3 separate regions of the Mus musculus genome follow, and regions 2 and 3 are each linked to region 1. Evidence: chromatin loops called from intact Hi-C (ENCODE). Cell type or tissue: left cerebral cortex. All regions are shown on one strand.

Region 1 (2,500 bases):
ATCCACCCAGCCTCATGTCCCTGCAACTCGGCTCCTGCAGGTCCAACAGAGTTGCCGGGTGCACACGCCACGCGGATCGCAGCACCGCGGCGTGGTGACCGCGTGGGAGAGCCCTCCACACCCCGCTCCCTCAAGCCCACGTTCCGGGCGTCCCACTCACCCCTCCGCTGCCCACCTAACCCTCCGGGCTCCCGGATTGCGGCGATCAGGCATGTCCGGGCCTGCCGCTCGCACGTGGCCGCGGCTCCAGAGGGCGGAGCGACCCCGCGCCGGGCTTCCCGCGGTCCCGGCACGAGCTCTTGGGGCCAGAAAGCCCGGCCCCGTGGCCCCGCGCACAGCCGCGACCCAGAGCCCTCACTCACCGTGCGGCCTCCGCGCTGCCAGCCAGGGGAAAGGGAACGACGGGGTTTCCCGGGCGCACAAGTCGGGCGTCGAGTCTCGCGAGATTTCGGAGTGCTCGCGAGAGCGGCTAAACCAGAGGGCTCCGCCTTTCTGAGGGCGAATATGGCTTCATCTCCACCCAAAATGGGCGGGTCTGTAAGAGGAAGGGGTGGAGAAGCCAAGAGAAGGGACTCGGGAGGAGGATAAGGGATCTGGTTCCTCTTTCCGTTTCCTTGGGCGTGACCGGAGCGAGCTGGGGGAGTCGGCCTTCATTTGAGCCTTGTGTGTCTGGCGGGAACAAGGAGGCGGAAACTTTTGAGGGCGGAAGTGCGGGCGAAGTTGAGCGCGCACGAAAGGAAGGCGGGATTCAGCGCAAGACCCTGCTTCCTGGCCGGAAATGGGAATAGTTACGGGCGGAACCGTGACAGGCAATCCAGGGAAAAGGCACTATGACATGTGGCCACCACCACCTTTTGTGCTAGCATTAGCATTCGCGAGACCAAGAGATACACGGAAGCCCCACCCTTCTTTGGGCGGAAGTTGCTTCAGCTCCATTGACGCTCGCGGAGAGGAAAGAAGGCGTTGGGAGCGGGGAGGAGATTAGGGCGGGGACAAAGGGGTAGAGGCGGGCCCTTGGTGGAGGTTCAGCTCCGCCATCTAGTGCCGGAGTCTGGTTGTTCAGACCGTTAGTCTCCTCGTTTGCCTCTTCTGAGTCATCCAAGCTGACCTGTGCAACTTTATTATATCTGTACCTACCCACCCACCTACCTGCCTATCGTTTGTTGTTTTGAGACAGGATTATCATTAATTTATTTAGCCAAGACTGGCCTGGGACTTTTTATCTAAGGCTGGCTTTGAACTCATGATCCCCCAGCTTAATGCTACGGGAGTGTGTCACTACGCCAGGCTCTCAGTACCTCCCACTCCCACCCCGCAGCGCAGCGCATAAAATATTTGAGGTTGTGTTGCATCCAGACAAATATTATTTAAGATAGAAAAGAGAGGAGGGGCCGGGCGTGGTGGCGCACGCCTTTAATCCCAGCACTCAGGAGGCAGAGGCAGGCGGATTTCTGAGTTCGAGGCCAGCCTGGTCTACAGAGTGAGTTCCAGGACAGTCAGGGCTACACAGAGAAACCCTGTCTCGACCCCCCCCCCCCCAAAAAAAAAAAAGAAACGAGGGGCATTGTGATGGTTCGCTCACTAGGTAGAAGTTCTCCCATACGAGCCTGATTGACCTGATACGATTCTTTGAACCCATCACGGTATAAGAACTAACTACAGAGTTTTGTCCTCTGACTGCCACAGGTGCGTCTCAGAGAAGGGTGTATGTTCACATATCGCACCCTCTTTATACACATACTAAGACTTAAAATTAGAAAAAAATATTAAAAAGAAATGAATTATCAATACATAAGTGAAAAGTTAAGCCAGTTTGAGGGGCCGGAGAGACAGATGGCTCAGCAATTTCAGAAAATCTGACTTCAGTTCCAAACACCTACACTGGAGGGTCACAGTAGCTTGTACTTTCATCTCCAGAGGATGACATGTCCTCTTCTGGCTTCCTCGGGCACGTGCACTCATGTATGTACATATGCAGACACATACACACAAAAGTAAATTTAAAAAAACCTTAAACACTTAAATGGCCTGGGCATAGTGATGCACACCTACGGTCCTAACACTCAGGAGACACAGGCAGGAGGATTACAGCAAATTCGAGGTCAGATTGGTTTACATAATGAGTTCTAAGGCAGCCAAACCAGAACAGCACCAATACAAAAACCATGTATGCGACCAGTAAAGTGCACTTCTGGGGATGTCTGTGAGTGTGAGGACGCTGACAGAATCAATGGATTCACAAATAGGATGCTGCTGGTGAGAGGCTGTGGGAGGTGGAAGATGGGCTTAGCTGGAGGAATGGTTAGAACTGGGAACTCTTCTTCTCTTGCCTGGGGTCTCTTATCTGTGTGGTAGTCCTAGCTCCTCAGCAGGACACACCCAGCATGACAGTGATTTGCTCAAGGACATGGGGCCATGTGGCAATAAACCAGTCCCTTTCCAAACTGAGACAAATGAATAAATCCTTGGGTTGTTTCTATCTGGCATTTGGTCATGGTGA
Region 2 (2,500 bases), 280 kb after region 1:
CTTACATCTGTCCTTAATTCCTGTTCCTGATGATGCTATTCACTCTTCAGGCTTCTGCAAGCACCAGGCTCATGTACTTACATACACTCAGGCAAAGCATGCAGATACATAAAACAAAAATAAAAACTCGGCAGAGGAGGCTGGCAAGTTGGCTCAGCAGGTAAAGGTGTTTGCTGCCAAGATATAATCTGAGTTCAGTCCCTGGTATCAACACTGCAGAAAAAAACAAAACAGTCCCAAAAGCTGTTTGTCCTCCATACATGCACCCTTCACACAGAAATAAAAAAAAAATAAGTCTTGTAATTTTTAATTAAGAGGGCTAATGAAAGGTGCATGCCTTTAATGTCAGCATTTGGGAGTCAGATGCAAGCAGATCTCTGAGTCCAAAGCCAGCCTGGTCTATATAGACAAATCCAGAGCAGCCAGAGCTACACAGAAAAACTCTGTCTTAAAAAAGCAAAAAACAAACAAACGGGCCTAATGAACATGACAACAACAGAAAAAAGAGGAACAGGGATGCAGATCAGAAGTACAGTGCTAGCCGGGCGGTGGTGGCGCACGCCTTTAATCCCAGCACTTGGGAGGCAGAGGCAGGCGGATTTCTGAGTTCGAGGCCAGCCTGGTCTACAAAGTGAGGCTACACAGAGTAACCCTGTCTCAAAAAAACAAACAAACAAAAAAACCCCAACTCCCCCCCCCCCAAAAAAGAAGTACAATGCTTACCCTAGGATCCCCCAGTGAGGAGCTGGGGGCTTGGCTCAGTGGTAGAGCCCCTGCCTACAATCCACCAGTGAGGGGCTGGGTGTGGCTCAGTGGTAGAGCCCCTGCCTAGAGTCCCCCAGGAAGGAGGCGTGCTTTGTGGTAGGGAGCGGGCTTGGCATGGTCAAGGGCCTAGTTTCCGTCCCCAGCACTGCAAGAGAAAAATAGCATCTGGCGAATTTGCTAAGGTTAAAGGAATGCCCTTGCTGTGACTCAGCAATGCAATTCCTCGGAACTGAGGTCAACTTCTGCCAGGGGACTTGTACAAACAAGAATATCAACATCCTTCACAGTTGTGAAAACCGAGGATAGCTATCCAAAGGAGCATGAGTACATAACCTGTGGGGCTCACATCAGGGGTTGGCAAAACTGTGGTGAGGGGATTAAAACCTGACCTACCACCTCTTTTTAAGCGGGCGCTCGTCAGTGTTTACGTTTTCTCTTGGCTGGAACAGACCATGGGCAGGCACACCAGTGATCCCCGCCCTGCGGAGGTGAAGGCAGGGGAATTAGATCCAGAGTTCAAGGTCCTCCTTAGCAATATGGCAAGCCCAAAGCCAGCCTGCTCTAAGTGAGACCCTGTTAGGAGAAGAGCAATAGAGAGGGATTTTAGGCAGTTCTTAGCACAGGCCTAGGAGTCTGTATGACTTGCAGGTGCACTGGGGCCACACTAGGGGGCGGAACACTGTGAGAATCACATCTTAGGAGCTCTTGGGGGTCACAGCCAGGCTTACTGCTCCAGTTGTGCCAAATGTTTTCACACCGCAAGAGGAGAGCCGAGTCACCAGAACACATGACCTGTGGCCAAAACTTACAGCCAGTAGTGGTGGCACATGCCTTTAACCCTAGCATTTGGGAGGCAGAGTCAGGTGGATCTCTGTGAGTTCGAGGCCAGGGTGAGTTCCAGGACAGCCAGGGCTACAAAGAGAAACCCCATCTCGAAGAAACAAAACAAAACAAAAAAACCAAACAAACGAACAAGAAGATTGGATTTACTATTTAATGTTTCATGGAAAAAGTTGGCCAGCCCTGACTCTATAACCATGAGAAAGAATTATAACTCAGAAGGCAATGGCAGGGGAATCTCTGTGAATTTGAGGCCAACCTATCTAAATGGTGAGCTCCAGGCTAACCAGGGCTACATATGACACCTTGTCGCAAACCAACAACAAAAATGACAACTACAGACATCAAACAGAAGAAATGAACATCGACTCGGCCCATACTCTGTAGTATGTTTCTGGGCTTTGTTTTCCTTGGAGACAGGGATTCACTCTGTAGCCCAAGCTAGCCTGGTACTTGCTCAAGTAACCCAGGCTAGTCACAAGATCAAAAGTTTTCTGCAGAAAGCATCAGAGCTAGGATTAGGGCCAAGTGAAGCTATTTGTGATTGTGTGTGTGTCTAAATGGTCCCTCGGGAGGAGGTGTCAGTGGGCAGGAAGAGCAGAGCATCCCGTGGGGGTGACAGGGATGTTCTGTAGGGATACAGGAGGAAGGAACCCAAATGCAAGCCAGTAAGAACACAAGCAAGCTGTACAGGTCCAGTGTGTGCACACTTTCCTTCATTTTATGTATCATATAATGCTTTGTTCTGTTTAAGGGGTTAAGGCAGTCCCCTGTCTTATTTCTAATGTTTTTAGTACATTTTATTTATTATTATTATTATTATTATTATTATTATTATTATTATTATTATTGTGAAGGGGTGTGCATGCCTTAGCCCAACCGTGGAGGTCAAAGG
Region 3 (2,500 bases), 66 kb after region 1:
TCTCAGTGACGTCTAGGCTCTGGGACAGTGTGACTTACTCTCAGTAGGAAGGTGATAGGGATGGCTCTAGGGCAGACTGATGGGCTAGCTGAGTCGTGTCTGGTTGAGGAGACCAGCTCTTTATCTGGCATCAGGTTGGCCTATGGACACAAATTTAGAAAGAGAAAGGGCTTCAGGTCCTGAAAAATGCAAGAGGAGGTGAGCTGGATATTCTGGGCTGTACTGTCCTTGGTAGAAGGTCCAGAGAGGAAGGAACAACCTTCGGGGGGAACCATTCCATAAACAGCCACCAAACCCAGACACTAGGCAGATGCCAACAAGAGCCTGCTGTAGCTGTATCCTGAGAGACTCTGCCAGTGCCTGGCAAATACAGAAGTGGATGCTCACAGTCATTCATTGGACGGAGCTCAAGGTCCCCAATGAAGGAGCTAGAGAAAGGACCCAGGGAGCTGAAGGGGTCTGAAGCCCCATAGAAGGAACATCAATATGAACTAACCAGTACCCCCAGAGCTCCTTGGAACTATACCACCAAACAAAGAAAACACATGGTGGAACTTGTGGCTTTAGCTGTATATGTAGCAGAGGATGGCCTAGTCTGTCATCAATGGGAGGAGAGGTCCTTGGTCCTGTGAGGGCTCTATGCCCCAGTATAGGGGAATGCCAGGACCAGGAATGGGAGTGGTTGGGTTGGGGAGCAGGGGGAGGTGGGAGGGGATAGGGGATTTTCAGAGAAGAAACTAGGAAAGAGGATAACATTTGAAATGTAAATAAAGAAAATATCTAATAAAAAAATAAATGGAGAAAACAAAACAAAACAAAAAGGTCCATAGAGACAGTCTCTGTGTATTAGCAGAGTGTCTCCTCTCTGTCCTTGCTCAGGTGACTTTCCTGTAATCTCTCCCTATGGGTGATGCTCGAAGGTTACAGAGTGCACGGGTTCCCCCTACTGGGCATGGGAGGAACTCACCATGCTTTGTTAGGTCAAGGTATGGGCAGTAGGCTGTGTATCCATGATTGATCCAAAGCCAAGCTCCTGTCTCTGGGATTCCATTCCCTGACTGTTACTTTGTGTCTTGATATCACCCCCCAACCCCCCGCCCATGACATGAGAAGACCTGTAGAGAGACTCTCTTGTGTCCTGTATGGAAGCATCACCTGCCAATAAAAATCTGATGGCCTGTTAGCTAAGGCAGGAAATTGGAGGTGGAAGTTCTGGCAGGGAGAGAGGAACTCTGGGATAGAGTCAGCCGAGGAAGAGATTCGCCCCAACTCTGAGGAGACAGATGCATGAAGCTGAGGAGAGGTAACCAGCCACGTGGCTCATAGAACAGAACAAACAGGTTAATGAAGTCCCAAGCTAGCTGGGGAACAAGCCCAAGCTTACGCCTAGGCATTTATTTATAAATAATCAAGTCTCAGAGTTATTACTTTGGGACCAGGGGAGTGGGTGGAAAAGCCCATGGTTGTAAAATCTTGCTTCTGGCGCCAAGGGCTGCAGCAGAAATGCTGACCAGGCACCCAGGGACAGATGGGCTCTGGTCTCCAGGCTGCAAGGTTGATCATCTCGACCCTGCTCACAGTGGTGTCCCTTCACTCCTGGGCTCCAACCTGTGCAAGGTAAGTGTAAGAGACGGTGAAAGCTGTCTTGAGATTACTGGTCCAGAGCTGGAGAACTAGGAGGATGAAAGCTATCAGGGGAAGTTTGCACCTCGGAGGGTTCGAAGAAAAATCTAGGTGTGTGTCTTTTTAGGGTTGAGATGGAGGGATGTAGAGTCTTTATGTATAAAACCATATTTCCTACAAATATAGACACCTCCTTTCCTGTGTGTATCCCTCTGACCTCCTTCAGTTGTCTTATTGATCTAGCTAAGAATTCAAGCACTGTATTGAACAGGCACGGAGAGAGTGGACATCCTTGCCTTATTCCTGACACTTGGTGCCTAACTGGACGTTTCACCCACTCCTGACCAGTGTTCACAGTACTGGAAGGTACTTTGCATGCTACCAGAGGAAGGTAACCACCAGTGTCACCCAGCTACAAGCCCTGGGACCTACAGCACCAAGATACACTGGCACAACTGTGGCTCAGATGTTATGGGAGAGACCAACCTATTTATTGCATTTATGGCTCACAGCTGTAATAGTGGCCAATTAAGTACTCAAATTGATCCTGGTGGTGGTGGTGGAGCTCTTTGCTACCTGCCTCAATGTTTTGGGTTTTCAAATGAAACACACACACACACACACACACACACACACACACACACACACACACACACACTTTTACACACACAGACTTTATTTTTTGATATGTCTAAAACAGCTTAATGGTTGGGTCACTGCCTAACCTCTACATGGCTAATATACCTTTCTCCAAAATTCCCAAATCACTATTTACTACAATCTATATTCTATCTTTGCTGCCCTGGACCCAGTCAAGACAGCTCTCTTGGGGCCATTCTACCCTACTCCTACATGGCATGGCGGCTATATTCTCTGT

What was found. Hi-C counts contacts between places; a loop is a spot of excess contacts. Peaks named below come from ENCODE experiments on the same cell type or tissue, not always from the same donor. Only the 100,000 strongest peaks of a DNase experiment are listed, where the experiment ranks them.
Region 2: it touches region 1 in a loop (2.9-fold over the local background); 1 of 42 quality-filtered maps calls a loop at or near these places.
Region 3: a loop joins it to region 1, with 8 times the contacts of the local background. A loop is called at or near these places in 6 of 42 quality-filtered maps.

What each region holds. Positions count from the first base shown.
Region 1 is chr7:24,882,530-24,885,029 of GRCm38, reverse strand. It overlaps Rps19 (ribosomal protein S19), which reads right to left and starts at 438. Exons shown (of 6, transcript NM_001360119.1): 1 at 363-438. In left cerebral cortex, a CTCF peak has its summit at 1,046 (motif pointing left); DNase peaks (open chromatin) are centred at 641 and 837; H3K4me3 peaks cover 1,314 bases; H3K27ac peaks cover 1,269 bases.
Region 2 is chr7:24,598,348-24,600,847 of GRCm38, reverse strand. The region is part of intron 3 of Ethe1 (ethylmalonic encephalopathy 1); the gene reads right to left. Among named protein-coding and RNA genes, the nearest start is that of Ethe1, 5.7 kb to the right of the region's middle. In left cerebral cortex, a CTCF peak has its summit at 1,413 (motif pointing right); no DNase peak of the experiment used is centred here.
Region 3 is chr7:24,816,138-24,818,637 of GRCm38, reverse strand. No RefSeq gene overlaps it. Among named protein-coding and RNA genes, the nearest start is that of Gm38965, 36 kb to the left of the region's middle. In left cerebral cortex, a CTCF peak has its summit at 948 (motif pointing left); a DNase peak (open chromatin) is centred at 942.